2 separate regions of the Homo sapiens genome follow, and region 2 is linked to region 1. A link is an interaction called in ENCODE POLR2A ChIA-PET data of the cell type or tissue named here. Cell type or tissue: A673. All regions are shown on one strand. Each heading gives the region's core, and the rest is flanking DNA. Links, peaks and the distances in the headings are about the cores only. Region 1 has its middle 14 kb from the start of LINC01503. Region 2 overlaps LOC105376291 (a long non-coding RNA gene).

Region 1 (2,500 bases), core at 1-2,500:
GTGAGAGACGGGGGGCGCGGGGCAAGTGGGAGGACGCAGATGGAGAGATGGGGGAGACAGCCAGAGAGACAGAAACCCACGGCGGGGGAGACTCAAAAATCGCCCCCGTCCCGCCACAAAGAGAGACAGAGACAGAGACGCACTAGGGGGAGAGACACAGGCGGGAGAGAGGAAGGAGAGGACCTGGGGGAGACAGAGACCGCCCGAGGGGGAAGGGACTGCAGAAGGAAGGCGGGGAGGGGAAGAGGGGCCAGAGTGGGAGCCGGAGAGGAGGGACCTGCGCCCCGAGGGCCCCAGAGAGAAAAGACCAGGGCCAGCAAGGGGGAGCCGGGAGGGGCGAACTTGTAAAAATAAATATTTATAAATTGAGAGTTTCCCAATTCTTTTTGCATTTCCGTAGTAAATTATGTATCTCCTATCTGCTTAGGGAGCCACCAAGGCGGGGGCGGGGGGGTTCTTTTCTGTGCTCCCCTCATCTTCCTCCCCATCCTCCTCCCCTAGCCCTTTCCTCACCCCCTCCACCCCACGCCCTCCCTAGCCTCCTCTTCCCCTCTCATCTCCCTCCCTAATCCTCTCCTCCTGCCCCTTCTCCCCTCCTACCCTCTTCTCCCCTTACCCCAGCCCCCTCTTCCCTTCCTCTTCCGCCCTCTTCTGCCCCCTCTTCCCCCTTCCTTTTCCTCCCCCTTCTCCATCCTCCTAATTCATCCTCTCCCATCCCCCTCCCCCCCTTTCCTCCTCCTGCTTCCCCTCTCCTCCCCCTCCCCAGGTTGGAGCTGGGCACAAGGCAGACAGGAGGGGCCGCCCTCACCCGGAGGTGCCCCCCACCCAGAGGTGACCGGCTCCCCACTCCCAGTACCTTCCCTGCCTTAAATAAGAATAATCACACGAGTCAGCGACTCTAGGATTTAAAAAACGCTGTTGTCGCTGGCAGTTTGGCACCCCCAACCGGGACCACGGAAATCTTCCTCCAGAGGACAGGGGATGCTGGGGTTGCGGGGAAGGCGGGGCTGAAGAGGGGCAGGAGAGGACTGCAGTCCTAGGAAGCCCTGGCCTGGAGGCTGAGGCCACCTCGGCTTCCTAGGGGGCCTGGACTAGCCCCTCAGCTGGCTGAGTCTCGGTTTCCCCCTCTGTGGGATGGGGCCGGGATTGGTTCCCTGCTCTCTAGGGCCAAACTTGCTCTGTTTGGGCATCTTTGCCAGAGTTTGGGAGGTTTCCAGGCCCCTCTGACAGTCCCCACAGCGCCTCAGACACAAAGGAGGAGCTGAGGAAGAAATATACGTATATACATATATATATATACAAGGATGCCGCGGGGGTTCCTAAAACTGGGGCGAGGAGCGGGGGAAAGCGTGCCCCTTCCCTAGTCATAGCCTGTCAGGTCAAGGGGCCACACCCACTAGCAGTCTGTGGCCTGCCTTCAAGGAGCCTCAGTTTCCTTATCTGCAAACTGGGCCCGGTGAGGCCTCCCTCGCCTTGACCAAGGACCAGGATCCTGGCCCCTGCAAACTGCCACGCCCTGTACATAGGATCGCTTGAGCCCAGGAGGTCGAGGCTACAGAGTGAGCTGAGATTGTGCCACTGCACACCAGCCTGGGTGACAGAGGGAGGCCCTGTCTCAAAAAAAAAAAAAGAAAAAAGAATGGCAAGCACCACTGATCAGGTACTGACTGGCACCAGGGGCAGTGCATGGGGCCTGACAGCTCCTCCTATCCTCCCCACACCGGGCTCCGAACCAGGGCCCTACGGTTGCCCCATACAGCAGAGGCTCAGAAGGAGGGCTTGTCCCAGGTCAAGTGGCCAGACACACTGAGCAGGGCTCTGGCCAGCTCTGCCCTGTGCCACACGGAGGGGCGTCTTCATGTCTTATGGGAAGGGGGAAAGGTGGGCCGCCTGGCTTAGCAACCTCAGGCCCTGCAGGACCCTCAGAAGCACCCGAGACGAGACGCGTCTTTCTTCTAAGCCAGAGCAGTGAGGAATGCATTGGAAAACGACTCCCCTTACCGCCCCCCCTCCCCGTTTATCTGCCGCCAGCACCTCTTGGGGCCAGGGGTTTTTCCAACTGTTCCATAGACCCTAGGGGGCATCTGGTGGGGAATGGAGAGGTCCAGGTGAGGTCTCACAGCCCCTACCCCTGCATCCTTCTGTATTGATCACTTGGGTCAGATTCATTTCAAGAAGAAAGAAGAACAAGATTGCAATGGGAAGGCGGGTGTGAAATATAGCTTGGACCCCACTGCTGTCAAGACTTAGGAGCCACTGGGATGAGAACTGTGGCTTCCTGAAGTCCCCCAACTTCTGTAACTCAGCTCTTCCCAGGCCACCACCGCCAGGGCAAGCAGACAGAGCAAAGCAGCGCTGCCAGGTGAGGAGGCCTGGGCATCGAGTTCTGTCTTTCATCCAAGCCCACCACGTGGGCACTACTGTGCCTCTAGGGTGGATGAGGAAACGGGGGCTCAGAGACCTTAAGTGACTTGCCCAAGGTCACACAGCCAGTCAGCAT
Region 2 (16,820 bases), core at 6,887-9,386, 98 kb before region 1:
ACCCATATAGTCATCCACCCTCCACTCACCCATCTATCCATCCATCCATCCATCCACTCATCCATCCACATATCCACCCATCCATTCACCTATCTATGCACCCATCCATCCAGACATGCATCCACTCACACCACCCACCCATCCATCATTCATCCACCATCCATCCATTCAACCATCTGTCTATGTACCCACCCATCCACACATTCATCTACTCACCACCCACCCATATCCCTCCACTCATCCATCCATCCGTCCATCCATCCATCCACCCATCTACTCATCCATCCATCCATCTACCCATCCATCCACCTATCTATGCACTCACCCTTCCACACACTCATCCACTCACCACCCACTCATACAGCCATCCACCCTCCATTCACCCACCCATCCATCATCCATCCATCCAGCCAACCATCACCCATTCACCCATTCTCAATCCACGCATGTTTCCATCCATCCACCTACCACTGCCCACCATCCATTCATTTTATTTTTATTCTGAGCCTTGCTCCTACACCTTTTGGTTCTGAAACATATGCTTCTGTGAGCTGACTGCTGATACTGTCCCTGTGGAAGTCACTGACTCCCACCCCTGGCTTAGCACACCAGTTCTGACAGGTCCCACCAAGGCTGCAACTCCCACGTAAGAGGGTCAAGCCCCCCTTCTTCCCGCCTCACCTCCACTTGGGTGGGAATTAGACTCTGGGTTCTTTTCTTTCCTTCCTTTCCGGAGTCACTCACTTCTCCACCTGGGTATTTCAGCCCCAAGATAGAGGCCTCAAAAATGTGGAAAAAGAACAAGCCACTAGCTCACTCTCAGAGCCTCACCACCCTGCAAAAGGACATCGATTATCAGGGCACAGGGGAGCATGCCATGGGCACCTGAGCCAGTCCTGGGACCAGGCACTAGCAGGACAAGCTGGTCTGGAACTGGGCAGCCTCCACATCTGCTTCCAACCTGCTGTGTGGCCCTTGACAACAGAATAAGAATAATCGCTCCTGTCCTTCTGAGGGTTGGAAGGGAAAACATGGAGGCTTTAAACAGTGAGAGCGCTTCAGCCCTTCAGTGACAGGGCATAGAAAGCCCTGGGGGAGGAGAAGGAAGGGCAGGGGAGGAGAGGGAAGGGAGGGGGGAAGAGGAAGGGACTGACTTCCTTGAGTACTTACTATGTGTCTGCAAGGTAGCAGGTGTTCCCATCTCTTCATCTCACTGGATTCCCCAACAACTCTATGCAGCTGGCATTCTATCCCCTAGCACACACGCTTCACCGATGGGGAAGCTGAGGCTCAGAGAGGGCCGGCAACTTCTCCAAGGTCACACAGCTCCCACAGGCTAGATCTGGGACACCAGCCCCGGCCCCTCGGTCTGACTCCAGAGTTTGGCACCTTTGCCTGTGTCCCCACCCTGAGCATCTCCCCCTGAAGGTGATGGCAGGGCAGAAAGTGCCATCAGCACTCGCCTCTAAGGCAGCTTTGGAGGTTCATGCAGCCATTCAGTTAACAAATATGCATCCACTCCCTCTCTGGGTTAGGCCTCTCCCCTCCTCCTTGGGGCTCCCTGGTGCGGGCTGCTGTAGGGACTGATCTCAGCTGGCAAAGCCCTGCTTCACCCAGGCTCAAAAAAGAGTCCTGCTGCCGTCCAGCCTGAAGGAGTGGGGGCCACAGGCTCCCAGAACCGAGGCTGGGGAGGCAGGAGGCAGAGCTGTCAGCTCAGAGCAGACTCCTCTCATCAGCATGGGGCCCCAGCCTCCCAGCTTAAAGATCGCCTCGGGCGCTCTCTTAAAGATGCTAACGTTGCAGCTGACATTTGGGAGATCCTGGCAGCCGATCAAACCCAAGCTGAAAATCGGAGCTGCCGGGTGGGTGGGGTGGGCACCAGGCAGCAGGGACCCGCGCTGGCTGGGCCAGCTGGGGCCGAAGGCAGCAGGGCTCGGGTGGCTGGTTGCTGGCTATGGCTGTGCCTTCAACCTGGCCCAAGCCATCTGGGTATCCTGTGCTTTGCTGGAAAGACATGGGAGGAGGAGGAGGAGGCAGAAGGTGAGAAAGGACGAAGGAAGAAAATGGATGTGTAGAGGAGACCTGAACTTCTTTCATCCCCAAACACCAGGTTCTCGCCAGTAATCAGACCAGTCGGCAAAAAGACACCCACGGGTGAAGAGTTGTGGGACACGGATAAGATGGAGGGAGGTTCCTGGTGCCAGTTACATCTCCGGCTGCAGTGCCCAGTGGGTCCCATCCAGTGTAGGGTGTGCCCTGAGGAAGCTGAGGGGTCTGAGGAGGAGTCAGGAGAGAAAGATTCCTACTCATTCTGCCAATCCATGGTGGGGGGATGGAGAGATAGGGCAAACCTCAGCCTGCCTGAGCCAACCTTGTCTCCTTTCCATTCATCCACCCTGCCACCCACTACCTCCACCACCCACCACTGCCACCTCTGCCACCCACCACCTCCACCCACCACTGCCATCCACCACCTCCACCTCCGCCACCCACCGCCTCCACCACCCACCACTGCCACACACCACCTCCTCCACCCACCTCCACCACCCACCACCTCCTCCACCCACCACCTCCACCCACCGTCTCCACCACCTCCACCTCCACCACCTCCACCTCCACCACCTCCACCACCCACCACCTCCACCACCCACCACCTCCACCACCTCCACCACCCACCACCCCCACCATCCACCACCTCCACCACCCACCACCTCCACCACCCACCACCCCCACCATCCACCACCTCCACCACCCACCACCTTCACCCACCACCTCCACCACCCACCACCACCTCCACCACCTCCACCCACCATCTCCACCACCCACCACCTCCACCACCCACCACCTCCACCACCCACCACCCACCACCTCCACCACCCACCACCTCCACCACCTCCACCACCTCCACCCACCACCTCCACCACCTCCACCACCCACCACCCACCACCCACCACCTCCACCACCTCCACCCACCACCTCCACCACCCACCACCCACCACCTCCACCACCTCCACCACCTCCACCCACCACCTCCACCACCTCCACCCACCACCTCCACCTCCACCACCAACCACCTGCCCTTTCCTCTGTCCAGTCCACTCCTCCCCTGCCCTTCCACCTGCCCAACTTGCCTGTCTGCCCTTCCATCCATCAACTGCCTGTCTGTCTAGATCTCCAGTCATCCCCCTATCCATCCATCCATTAATTCATCCATTCACCATACATCCCCATCCCTCCATTTCCCATCCTCCATCCCTCCATCCCCCATCCCCCATCCTTCCATACCCTGATCCCTCCATCCCTCTATCTTCCATCCTCCAATCCCCATCCCCCATCCCTCCATCTTCCCATCCCCCATCCCTCCATTCCCCATCTCTCCATCTTCCCATCCCCCATCCCTCCATTCCCCATCTCTCCATCCCCTGATCCCTTCATCCCTCATCCCTCCATTCCCTATCTTCCCATCCCCCATCCCTCCATCTGCCATCCCCCAATCCCTCCATCCCATCCTCCAATCCCCCATCCCCCATCCCTTCATCTTCCAGTCCCCCATCCTCCATCCACCATCCCTCCATCTCCCATCCCCCTATCCCTCCATCCCCCACCCTCCATCCCTATCCCTCATATTTCCATTCCCCATCCCTCTACCCTCTCACCCTTCCATCCCCCATCCCCATCTCCTCATCCCCCATCCCTCCACACTCCATCCCCATCCCTCTACTCCATCCCTCCATCCCTCTATCCCCCATCCCCCCTCTTCCACCCCTCCATCCCTCCATCCCCCATCCCTCCATCCCTCCATCCCCCATTCTCCCATCCCTCCATCCCCCATCCTCCCATCCCTCCATCTCTCATCCCCATCCCTCCATCCCTTCATCCCCATCCCCCATCTCCTCATCCCCCATCCCTCCATACTCCATCCCTCCATCTCCGCATCCCTCTGTCCCTTCATCCTTCCATCCTTCCATCCAAAGAACATTTCTTCAGCACAGGAGAGGTGCACTCAGCCCAGTTTCGGGGCTAGGAAAGGCTTTTAGGAGGAAGAAACCTACGCTGAGACAGGAGAATGAGTCGGAGGCTCCTAGGCTAGAGAGGAAGAGAAGGTATTCCCAACAGAGGACAGGAGGCAAGAGGCCTCTTGAGGGCCATCCAGTTGCATTCTGGCAGTCACTTCAGAGCGGGTGGCCCACCAGAGCACAGGAGACGCTACTTAGGCTGGAGTGGGCAGCAGGGCCAGGCCGTGGAGCTGGGACCACCTGCCCGGCATGGAGCAGGGCCAAGCGAGAAGGGAACGTGGAAGGTACAGAAGGCCAGGTCCTCGTCCTCTGGCTGTTTACCACCGGCCCTTCCAAACAGGCCTGTCCCCCACGTCCCTCCAGGCTTCCCAATCCTTTGAACTCCCAATATGCTCATAGTTAAAACCTGCAGTTCCACCCCTGCAAGCTTTCTGTTGCCGTGTGTGCATTCCAGCTTCTTTGGGCAGGGCTGTGCCTTATCCTTCTTGGTGTCCTGCCCCATGTACTTGGCCAGAGCCCCCCAAATATTCAAGAGATAAAAAATACAGGTGGCCAGGCACGGTAACTCATGCCTGTAATCTCAGCACTTTGGGAGGCTAAGGTGGGAGGATTGCTTGAGGCCAGGAGTTTGAGACCAGCCTGGGCAACAAAGTGAGAACCTGTCTCTCTATAAAAACAAATCAACAAACAAAAACACAAAAAATATGAAACCTCCCCCTAAAGCCTCCTCCTCCTCTTCTTCCTCTTGGGGCTCCTGAGTATTGGCCTTATCCCCTTCCTCTCTCCCCAGCACCCCGCCATATCCAGTCACCAGCATCTAATGATTCTGCCCGCAGCACACCTGGACTCTCCACCATCCTCGCCCTGCCTGGTCACCTACATCGGCGGGAATGGCAGCCGCCTTCTCTCTGCCCTTCCTGCCTCCAGGCCACACACACAGTGCAGTCAGAGGAGTCTTTCTAACACATAAGCTGGGCCACGTCCCCCTCTCCATTGTCATGCCTCCCGCTGCCCTCTGGATAAAGTCCTAAATCCCCGCCACAGCCTGAATGACCCTTCCCAGGCTGGCCCATGTCCACTCCTCTGGGCTCCAGGTTCATCCCTCTAAGACATGAGAGCCATCCAGTTCATTGCCGTCCACACTGCGTCTCTGAATCCACAGTCCTGGCTCCTGCCCCTGGGCCATCTTGGCTAACAGCCTAGAAGAGTCCCGAGTCTTCAACTGCCTGGTCAGACCCCCACATCATCCCGTCCCCGTGAGCTGGGAACCAAGTCCGTGTCCTCCACACCACGTCCAACACCTGACTGGCCCTGGGGCAACAAAAAATCTTGCACTGGCTGCCTGAATATTAGAGTTTACCCCCCAGGCCCTCCCTCCCTGGGTCTGACCGTTCCCGTTTGCTGTTTGTGCCTTAAACCAAAGCCAACTGCTTGGCCTCTTCTCTGCCTACAAAACATTTTTACCGATTTTATGGCTGCGAAAATTTCCTTCCTGTCTTCACATTCACAGGAAAGAGAGAGCCCTGGCCCTGACTCAGAATTGGATTGTAGCTGGAGGCGTCCTCTCCAAGCCGGCTCCAGAGAAAGGGTTTATCTGTTTGTTCCTTGACCTTGAGCAGCCACTGAGGCAGCCAGAAAGAGGAGAGGCAGGAGCTGGGAGGAGAGCGAGGAGCAAAGCTGGGGACCCTGCGCTCTGCCCCGAGGGACCCACCAGCCAGGTGACCGGAAATAAGTCGGAGGGAGGAGGCAGCCGTGCTGTGTGCAGGGCCAGGGCCACGGAGGCCCAGGGGGACGTGAAGCAGCGCCTCTCTGCTGTGGCCCTGCAGGTCCGTGGGCTGTGCTGCCTGCCTTTCCCCATCCCCGGTCCCCCTGGAAACTGAACAAAGAACTGGAAGGAGACGTCAGCCATCCAGGCAGGAGCCGACCCTGCCCAGCCATCCTGGGGCAACTGCGGCTGTCACAGACCCTGCCCCAGTGGAGGGAATAGCCCCAGGCAGTCTGACCTTGTCCACAGCGAGCTTCCACACTAGGGGTGGCGGCACCGGCAGGGGCAGGAGATAGAGAAAGAGACAAAGAAAAGGAACCCTTCTCAAAAAGGCCTCTTCCTCCTTTCTGCTCCTGGTGCGTGACTAAAATGTAACCCAGACATTTATTGAGCACCTTTGTCTGTGGTATCCTTACCCTCAATGGGCCAACCGTCTTTTCTTCAGCTGAATTAGGGGCAGGCTTAAAGTGGGAACTGTTTTATTTTTGCCAAAAGAATCTCATTGTTATTACATAAGTAATGCATGCCTATTGTAGATATTGTAGAAAATATAGATGAATCCAATGAAGAAAATATAACCACTCACTCTTTTTTTTTTTATATTAGAGACGAGGTTTTGCCATGTTAGCCAGGCTGGTCTCGAACTCCTGGCCTCAGGCAATCCACCCGCCTTGGCCTCCCAAAGTGCTGGGATTACAGACATGAGCCATCGCACCCGGCCTAATACAACCACTGTTAATCCCATCCCTTATCGATGACCCTCTTTGGTTGGCCCCCTTTGGTATTTGGAGGGGTTGGGTCTCCTCCTGGTCCTCTGTATCTGACATTTGCTTCGAGCCTTGCACACAGTGGACATGGAAGATGACTTTATGGCTGATCACTTATCTGTGTATTCATTCTTCACTAACCCAAGGAGTATTCACTGAACCCTCAGGAGGTAACCATTTAGTGGTGTTTTAAATTCTTTGGGAGGGGACTGGGCACATTGGCTCACATCTGTAATTCCAACACTTTGGGAGACTGAGGCGGGTGGATCACTTGAGCCCAGGAGTTCGAAACCAACCTGGAAAACAAGGCGAGAACTTGTCTCTACTAAAAATACAAAAATAATTAGCTGGGCGTGGTGTTGTGTGCCTGTAGTCACAGCTACTCAAGAGGCTGAGGTGGGAGGATTGCCTGAGCTTGGGAAGTCGAGGCTGCAGTGAGCTGAGATTGTGCCATTGGCCTCCTGCCTGGGTGACAGAGTGAGACCCTATCTCAAAAAAAAAAAGAAAAAAAAATGGCCAGATTCGGTGGCTCATGCCTGTAATCCCAGTACTTTGGTAGGCCGAGGTGGGCGGATCATGAGGTCAGGAGTTCGAGACCATCCTGGCCAACATGGTGAAATCCTGTCTCTACTAAAAATACAGAAATTAGCCGGATGTGTTGGCGTGCGCCTGTAATCCCAGCTACCCAGGAGGCTGAGGTAGGAGAATCGTTTGAACTCGGGAGGCGGAGGTTGGAGTGAGCTGAGATGGCACCACTGCACTCCAGCCTGGGTGACAGAACAAGACTCCATCTCAAGAAAAAAAAAAAGTGATAAAATAAGCATAAATAACTTATTTGGGAGTGGAGAGAGATGTGTGGAAACCCAGACTGGTGCCCGTGTAACCCAAATAAAAGCTGGGCTTCCATGTAGTTCAGTCGCTGCCTCCTGGGACCTGATAATCCAGCAGTCACAAGTCATTTAAACGAACTTTCTGAATGTCCTTGTGACTCCCGAAGAGCCTCAAAGGGGCCGAATTCAAACCCCACAGCAACAGCTCTCACCAGCGCCCGTTTCCTTGCTCCGGTTCTCTCCATTAGACTGGCTGTTGTTTTGCGCATGCTGGAGGCTGCCTGACAGTCCTGACACCAGCCTGCATTCTCCCCTTCTCCCTCGAATATTTGTTATGTAATGTGTTCAGTGGGCAGACCCTTCCCCGCCCGTCCTCATGATCCATGCCCCTCTGGTGAGTGGTTCAGAGCCCACGCTCTGGAGCGAGACCCTCTGGGTCCAAATCCTGGCCCCGCGAGTCACACGCTGTGACTTGACCCCGCGCTACCCAAGGCGCGGTCCGAGGATCAGTGCTGGGCCACACACTGTTTGTGGACACGACACGCTAACTATAGAACTGAGGATAAGCATTTAGCAACTTTCATAGCAATTTGACACTGCCTACATCCCATTGTGACTGTGTATATTATAAAAATATCATTCCTGACAGATTGGAACATTTTTTCTCGAAGTTCCTTCATCACAGATAGTTTGGGAAGCACGGATTCAGCCTACTGTGTGCCTCAGTTTTCTCACTAGTGAAATGGGAATAATGATGGTCTGTAACCTCACCACATCCCTGAGAAAGTGTAAAGGAGTAAAATTAGGGAGGGCTCTGAGGCTGGGGGCTGGGCATTGCAATCGCTCAGTAAATGTCAGTGTCACTATCATTTTGACACATTCTCCAGATTCTGCATTACAAACACCAGATTCTCCTCTGAGGGCAGAGGAGGAATTGTTGGGGAGAGAGTGGACCCCATTCAGTGTATCCTACCCCACCCCAAGTTCCTATAGCTTTTAGCCAATCCTTGAGATTGGAACACCTCTATCACTGCATCCAAAACCTTTCAGGTTTCCAAAGGAACTACTGGGTAGTTTATTCATCCACTTAACAAATATCTAGGGCCAGCACCATGGCTCACGCCTGCAATCCCAGCATTTGGGAGGCTGAGGTGGGCAGGTCGATTAAGCCTAGCAGTTTGAGACCAGCCTAGGCAAGATGGCAAAAGCTCATTACTACAAAAAAAAAAAAAATGCAAAAATGGCTGGGCACGGTGGCTCACGCCTGTAATCCCAGCACTTTGGGATGCTGAGGAGGGCAAATCACCTGAGGTCAGAAGTTCGAGACCAGCCTGACCAATATGGAGAAACTCTGTCTCTACTAAAAATACAAAATTAGCTGAGTGTGGTGGTGCATGCCTGTAATCCCAGCTACTCAGGAGGCTGAGACAGGAGAATAGCTTAAACCCCGGAGGCAAAGTTTGCAGTGAGCTGAGATTGTGCCTTTGCACTCCAGCCTGGGCGACAGAGCGAGACTCCGTCTCAAAAAAAAAAAAAAAAAAAAAAAGCAAAAATTAGCCGGATGTGGTAGCGTGCACCTGTGGTCCCAGCTACTCGGGAGGCTGAGGTAGGAGGATCACCTGAGCCCAGGGAGGTCGAGGCTGCAGTGAGCCATGATTGTGCCGCTGCACTCCAGCCTGGATGACAGAGAGAGACCCTGTCTCAAAATAAAATTAAAAAATAAAATAAAACCAAATATCTATAGCCCACGTACAGGGTGAGAGCTGGAGAGTCTAGTGGTTAGGAACTTTGGAGCAAGATGGCCCTGGGGTCCAGTCTTGGCCCTGCCACTTACTACCTGAGTGGCCTTGGGCAACTCACTTAACCTCTCTGAGCCACAGTGTTCCCAGAAGAGAGTCAGGAGGAGTCCTAAGCTCGGGACTCAGTTCAAAGCTGAGATTTGGCCTTCAATGTGCACATACCTGCAGAAAGCCTGGCCACCCCAGACACTCACTACATCCAGGCTTGGATTTACAGGCTGTGGTGACCTCCCAGGTTCCCTACCCTCAATGAGTTCCTGTGGATTAAGAAGGAACGGGTGGTGCCTTGACATATCAAACTTGTCAGGTGTTACTTCTAGAAAAATAAATGAATTTAAGGGCTTTGAATATTTGAGAATGGAGAGATTTAAAAATGTAAAGGTTTCTTAAGATGGATAGAAGACTTACCAATTGGATTTGTATTCTGTGGAACAGGGAGGCTTGTGTGAGGCCTCTCTCTAGAAAACGCAGCTCTGTTTAAAGGGAAAAGTGCAGGCAGGCTGGCCAACCCACGTGATGGCTCTTGAAGCTTCTCTTTTGAATGGCCTGCTAGGACTTGGGCTCCGGATTCACTGGCTAACGCAAGTCACGTGGCCAAACATGATTTGGTGGGGAGGGGAAGTGTACCCAGCACTGGATGCTCTGCATGTCACGTAGCAATGGGGCAGGATGGATAATCCTCTCACTGAGGGGATGGTGAATAACTGGAAACAGTGACCAATCTGCTGCCGTTCACCATCTTGGTTGCAAATATCACTCCCGTCTCTTGCATGGGCGTGGTGGATTGGAGATGGCTGCAGATTCTTAGTCATTACTCTCAGCAAGACCTGGAGTCTTTTCCTCCTCCCCTTGGATCTGGGCTGACTCCAGGACTGGCTTTCATCAACAGGATGCAGCAGAAGCGACGCTGTGTGACTTCCGAGGCTGAGGCTGCAGAGATTTGAGGCATCTGCTCTCACCCAGCTTGAAGTGCTTCCTCTTGGAAGCCAGCCACCGTGAAAAACCCCGCCATGCTGTGAGGAAGCCCAAGAGAGCTGCATGGAGAGAAGGGCCTGTGGAAGAGCCCTGAGGTGCCACTCACATGAAGTGAACCTTTGTGGACCTTCCAGCCCAGCTACCAGCAAAACGCAAGCAGCGAGTGTCCCCAGTCAACGCTTCTCTCTATAGGAGACCTGTAAATGGGGTGGCGGGGGGAGCAGGAGGAATTTTCTGATCTCACACACTGTTATGAGTTGAATTGTCTCCCCACCCAAATTCATATGTTGAAGCCCCCACCTTCAGTACTTTACAAAGTAATGTATTTGGAGATAATATCTTTTTTTTTTTTTTTTTTTGAGACAGAGTCTCACTCTGTCGTTGCTCAGGCTGGAGTGCGGTGATGCGATCTCAGCTTGCTGCAACCTCTGTTTCCCGGGTTCAAGAGATTCTTGTGCCTCAGCCTCCCGAGTAGCTGGGATGAGAGGCGTGGTGTTGCATGCTAATTTTTTAGCTTGGACTACTATTTTTGTATTTTAGTAGAGACCGGGTTTCACCATGTTGGCCAGGTTGGTCTTGAACTTCTGACCTCAAATGATCTTCAAATTTTTTGTAATTTTTTAGCGTGGGCTAGTTTTTTTGTATTTTTAGTGGAGAGGGGGTTTCACCATGTTGGCCAGGCTGGTCTGGAACTTCTGACCTCAAAGGATCTGCCTTCCTTGGCCTCCCAAAGTGCTGGGATTACAGGCGTGGGCCACTGTGCCTGGCTGGAGATAAAATCTTTAAAGTGGCAATTCAATTAAAATGAAGTCGTCAGGGTGGGCCTTAATCCAATGTGTCTAGTGTCCTTATAAGAAGGAAATGTGGACTCACAGACTGAGGCGTCAGGCAGGTGTGCACAGGCAGGAGGCCACCTGAGGACACAGGCGAGCCAGGGAGGGAGGGCCTTGGAAGAAACCAGCCCTGCTGGCACCTTGATCTTGGACTTCCAGCCCCCAAAGCTGTGAGAAAATACATTTTTATTATTCAAGACACCCAGTATGTGGTATCTCGTTATGGTGGCCCCGGCAAAGTAATACACTCAACATACAATGGTGGAATAGGATGACCCACAAACGCTCTCCGTTGGAAAGGAGAAGAACAAGACTGGGCGCAATGGCTCACGCCTGTAGTCCCAGCACTTTGGGAGGCTGAGGTGGGCGGATCACTTGAGGCCAGGAGTTCAAGACCAGCCTGGACAACATGGCGAAACCCATCTCTACTAAAAATACAAAAATTAGCCAGGCATGGTTGCATGCACCTGTAATCCCAGCTACTTGGGAGGCTGAGGCATGAGAATTGCTTGAACTCAGGAAGTGGAGGCTGCAGTGAGCCAAGATTGCACCACTGCACTCCAGCCTGGGTGATACAGTGAGAGCAAAGAAAAAAGAAAGAAAGAGAGAGAGAGAGAAAAGAGAAAGGAAGGAAGGAAGGAGGAAGGAAGGAAGGAAGGAAGGAAGGAAGGAAGGAAGGAAGGAAGGAAGGAAGGAAGGAAAGAGAAGAGGAGAGAAGAGAAGAGAAGAATAGAGGCGGTGTGGTGGCTCACACCTGTAACCCCAGCATTTGGGGAGGCCAAGGTGCGGGGGTCGCTTGAGCCCAGGAGTTTAAGACCAGCCTGGGCAACATAGCAAGACCCCGTCTCTACAAAACAATACAAAAATTAGCCAGGCATGGTGGTTCATGCCTGTAGTCCCAGCTACTCAGGAGGCTGAGGCAGGAGGATCACCTGAGCTGGGAGGTTGAAGCTGCAATGAACTGTCATCACACCACTGTATTCCAGCCTGGGCGACAGAGCAAAACTCTGTCTTAAAAGTTAAAAAAGGGCCGGGCGTGGTGGTTCACACCTGTAATCCCAGCACTTTGGGAGGCTGAGGCGGGTGGATCACCTGAGGTCAGGAGTTCAAGACCAGCCTGGCCAACATGGTGAAACCCCATCTCTACTAAAAATACAAAAATTAGCTGGGCGTGGTGGTGGGCACCTGTAATCCCAGCTACTCAGGAGGCTGAGGCAGGAGAATCGCTTGAACCCAGGAGGCAGAGGCTGCAGTGAGCCGAGACTGTGCCACTGCCCTCTAGCCTGGGTGACAGAGTGAGACTCCGTGTCAAACAAACAAACAAGCAACAACAACAACAAAAACAAAATTTAAAAAAAAGAAAGGAGAGGGGTGGAGCAGTAGCAAGTGCTGGTCCTCATGAGTTCTGAGTCCTGCTGGGTGGATTCGGCAAGTGCCACCTGCCCTGGGGAAAGAAACCCCTCGACCAGGCCCCATGGTGCTCTCTGGAAATTACTCCCGACTCCCCTGTTCTCCTGCCCTTGGGCCGTCCTCTGGGAGGCCTCCTTTTCTATAACCTCCTTGACCACACGGGATGAGGACCCTGGAGAAGAGGGTTTCCCTGGGGGCTGAGCAGCTTCCTCGGGCTGCTTCCCCGTTGGCGCCCAGAAGTGGTTTTGTGTTGTTGACGGTCACAGTCTCTTTTAATCCAGCTGACAGCTCTGCGGACAGTGCCACCCTCTTTAAAACTTTGTAACTTTTGCCCAATTGTTGTCACTCAGCTCTTTTTGCCAAAGATACACCCAAGGCCGGGTGCGGTGGCTCACGCCTGTAATTCCAGCACTTTGGGAGGCCAAGGTGGAAGGATCACCTGAGGTTGGGAGTTCAGGACCAGCCTGGCCAACATGGAGAAACCCTGTCTCTACTAAAAATACAAAATTAGCCGGGCATGGTGGCGCATGCCTGTAACCCCAGCTACTCGGGAGGCTGAGGCAGGAGAATCACTTGAACCCGGGAGGCGGAGGTTGCCGTGAGCTGAGATCGCACCATTGCACTCCAGCCTGGGCGACAGAGCGAAACTCTGTCTCAAAAAAAAAAAAAAAGACACACCTAACTTTCTTCTAGACATGGCTTTCTAGACAGAACTGTGGGCCTGCAAGCTTTTCTGAGGTTTCAACAAAGGGCGTGATGGCCACACCCTTGGTATGATCTTTACCCTGAGACTGAGTCTTAACTGGGCTCTATCACACAGAGTGTTTCTTAGTTTTATTATTATTATTTTCTTAAGCCCAGAATATTCTTTATTGACTATTTGTAGAGTATCCATTTTAAAGAGTCTTCACAGAAAGTTTAAAATTCATAATTAGCTGGGCATGGTGGCACATGCCTGTGGTCCCAGCTACTCAGGAGGCTGAGGAAGGAGGATTGCTTAAGCCCAGGAGGTCAAGGCTGCAGTGAGCTGGGATCGTCACTGCATTCCAGCCTGGGTGACAGAGTAAGACCCTGTCTCAAAAAAAAAAAAAAAGAAAAGAAAAGAAAAGGAAGAAGAAGAAGAAGAAAGAAAGCTTAAAATTCACAATTAGACTTCTCAAACAATACATTTCTGGGGACAGACAAAGTTAAATTTAAAACTCTTATCTGCTCCAAGATCATATTGTGTGTTCCAAGCACAAATATGTCAGAAATTTTTTCTAAAATGTCATTTGGCACTTGAGTCTTGCAGAAGCGACAAACTGCCAGAGGGGCAGGGACTGTGTCTGTTTTGCCCACTTATTATGCAAAAGAGCAGGATTTTCCAAAAATGGCCCTGGGTGCTCACTCTAGGTTGTCTGGGTGATGAACTGGCAGGATGGGGTGGAGAATTGGATCGCACCTTTTTCCAACTCGGGGATAAGTGGTTCGTGCCCAAGCACAGCTTCCCTGGCCCACCCCAGCCTTCTCCCAGCTGGGGGCACAGCACCCAAGCTCAGCCTCCTGCAGCACAGGTGGCCTCCTGCACGTGACAGTGTCTGGATCCTCCCACGGACTATGGACCTTTGGGCACTGGGCGCCTGGAGCACTCACTTAGTTGCTCTTTCATTGGACCGAGATGAGGAATAGTTGCCTTTTTCAATCCTGCAAATCCAACATTTCTGGATTTTCTCTTTCCCTTTCATTTCTGCTTGCAAGTAGGTTAATTCCCTTAGATCCCATCTCCTGTCTGTAGGGCCCTGTGAAATGCGGCGTATTCGTTTGCTAGGGCTGTGGTCACAAAGTCCTGGGTGGCTGAAACACAGAAACACATTGTTTCACAGTTTGGGAGGCTGGGAATCCAAGATCAAGGTGTCAGCAGGTTGGTTCCTCATGAGCGCCGTAGGGAAGGATCTGTTCCAGGCCTCCCACGTTGGTTTATGGATGGTTGATTTCTCCCCGGGGTCTCCATGTCATCTTCCCTCTGAACATGTCTGGGTCAAATCGCCTCTTTTTTTTTTTTTTTTTTTTTTTTGAGACAGAGTTTCATTCTTGTTGCCCAGGCTGGAGTGCAATGGTGCGATCTCGGCTCACTGCAACCTCCACCTTCTGGGTTCAAGTGATTCTCCTGCTTCAGCCTCCTGAGTGGCTGGAATTACAGGCGCAGGCCACCACGCCCAGCTAATTTTTTTTTTTTTTTGTATTTTTAGTAGAGACGGAGTTTCATCATGTTGACCAGGCTGGTGTCGAACTCCTGACCTCAGGTGATCCACCTGCCTCGGCCTCCCAAAGTGCTGGGATTACAGGCGTGAGCCACTGTGCCCAGCCTTTTTTTTTTTTTTTTTTTGAGACAGGGTCTTACTCTGTCACCCAGGCTGGAGTGCAGTGGCAAAATCATAGCTCACTGCAGCCTCGAACTCCTGAACTCAGGTAATCCTCCCACCTCAGTTTCCCAAGTAGCTAGGACTACAGGTGTAGCTTTTAAAGCTTCTGCTGGCCACTGATGTGTGGTCACTTCTGCTCACATTTCACTGGCCAGAGTAAGTCACATGGCCAAGCCTCGTCAGAGGGCGTGGAAGGACGTTCTGGGGACAGGATGGTATAACCTGCTTAGGAGAAGGAATTGCTGGGCACAACGGCACCATCTATCATCCGGCTGGCACTGGTTAAGGCTTACGTGTGTGGGGCTTTGTGCCAGCAGCTTCACACCCTTAGCTCATTGACTCCTCATGTAGCCCCATTTTATAGGTAAGAAAACTGAGGCTTTGAGAGGGAGAGAGACTTGCTCATCGATCATAAACAAGATTAACTGACAGACTGAGAAAATCCTGAAGGTCTACATGCTTCTCAGGTCTTGCCCCGTTCCATCTTCTTGAGGCCAGGGTGAGAAAATCCTTGGCCTAGGATGTAGCCCACGCGGAACACTCACAAATGGTAGTGGAGTTAAAGATCTGAGTTGAGGCCAGGCGCGGTGGCTCACGCCTGTAATCCCAGCACTTTGGGAGGCCGAGGCAGGTGGATTACCTGAGGTCAGGAGTTCGAGACCAGCCTGGCCAACACGGCAAAACCCTGTCTTAACTAAAAATACAAAAATTAGCCAGGCATGGTGGTGCATGTCTGTAATCCCAGGTACATGGAAAGCTGAGGCAGGAGAATCGCTTGAACCTGGGAGGCGGAGGTTGCGGTGAGTTGAGATCGCGCCAATTGCACTTCAGCCTGGGAGAAACTCCGTCTCAAAAAAAAAAGATCCTAGTTGGGTGTGGGGGCGTCTTGAGCCAGCAATGCAGCTGCACATCCCACCAGGGTGCCGGAAGAGCTTGCTCTGGGGGAGCCCACACCCCACCTTTCAGCTCAGCTCTGCCTCCACCGTGCCTGCAAATCTAGGTGCTCCCCAGAGTGCACAGGGTCAAGGGAGGGCAGGGGTTTACAGAAGTAAATCCAACTCCTCCTGGAGGAAAGGGAGAGAAGGAGCCTTGTGCATCCCAGGACCCTGTGACCCTGTGATCACTCCTTTGCGGCTGAATCTCCCAGGCTCTAAGTGCCTCTGGGGGGTTATGAATTTCTTGTCTGCTTGTTTGTTTCAGCAGGGGTGGGCAGGGGGCAGAAAAACCTTATGTTCTTTTTATTATGCTCCTCATTTTACAGATAGAGAAACTGAGGCCCAGGGAGGTTAAAGCCACTTCCCACAGCAAGGGCTGATGATAGATCCAGGACTCAAGTGCAGCTGGGGCGGGCGCTGGGAGGACTGGGCACTGAGGCCCCAGGTGAGCCTGTATTAAGGAGGCTGAGGGTGGGGCTGGATGGGAAAGTGGTGGTGCGGACGGGGTTGGGGGGTGGGCGCTTCTCCCCCCAGGCCACCCAGGTCTCAGAAGGACAGAGGGGGCAAGACAGTGATTCTTGGAGAGATGGATTTAGTCTAGGGGGTCCCAGATAGTGAGAAAGAGAGAACCAGGCAGGGGCCCGGGCCCACGTGCAAGGGACAGTGTGAGAAGGAAACACACACACACACATCCCACCACAGACTTTTTCTGGTTTTGACACCCAACTCAGAGAAGGTCTTTTTACATTCAGATTTCTGAAAATGTCGTTAGAAACAATAATGACGATGGCAAGCCTTCCCTGAGACCTCACAGCATTTCAGGAAACTCGCTGAAAGGCTTTGCCTGGACTCCCTCATGGAGCCCTCACAGCTGCCCTGTGAGGTGGGTGCCATTACTGTCCTCTTATTATAGATTGGGAAACGGAGGCTCCGAGGTGCCAGAGCTTGCAAACCGATGGAGGTTGGCCAGACTTCATGAGCCACACTCTGAATATTCCCTTTGAGGCACAAACAACAGAATCAAGAAGGAGGCCACGCGCGGAGGCTCACACCTGTCATCCCAGCACTTTGGGAGCCGAGGTGGGTGG

The links. ChIA-PET counts read pairs that join two places held together with the same protein. Peaks named below come from ENCODE experiments on the same cell type or tissue, not always from the same donor. Only the 100,000 strongest peaks of a DNase experiment are listed, where the experiment ranks them.
Region 2: POLR2A ChIA-PET joins it to region 1 with 21 read pairs; 4 of 35 experiments call an interaction of 5 or more read pairs at or near these places.

Annotation. Positions count from the first base shown.
Region 1 is chr9:129,349,665-129,352,164 of GRCh38, reverse strand. No RefSeq gene overlaps it. Among named protein-coding and RNA genes, the nearest start is that of LINC01503, 14 kb to the right of the region's middle. In A673, for the core only: a CTCF peak has its summit at 938; DNase peaks (open chromatin) are centred at 194, 664 and 954; H3K4me3 peaks cover 337 bases; H3K27ac peaks cover 1,303 bases.
Region 2 is chr9:129,440,301-129,457,120 of GRCh38, reverse strand. LOC105376291 (a long non-coding RNA gene) reads right to left here. Exons shown (of 3, transcript NR_188645.1): 3 at 9,570-10,349. Among named protein-coding and RNA genes, the nearest start is that of LINC00963, 40 kb to the left of the region's middle. In A673, for the core only: no CTCF peak of the experiment used is centred there; no DNase peak of the experiment used is centred there.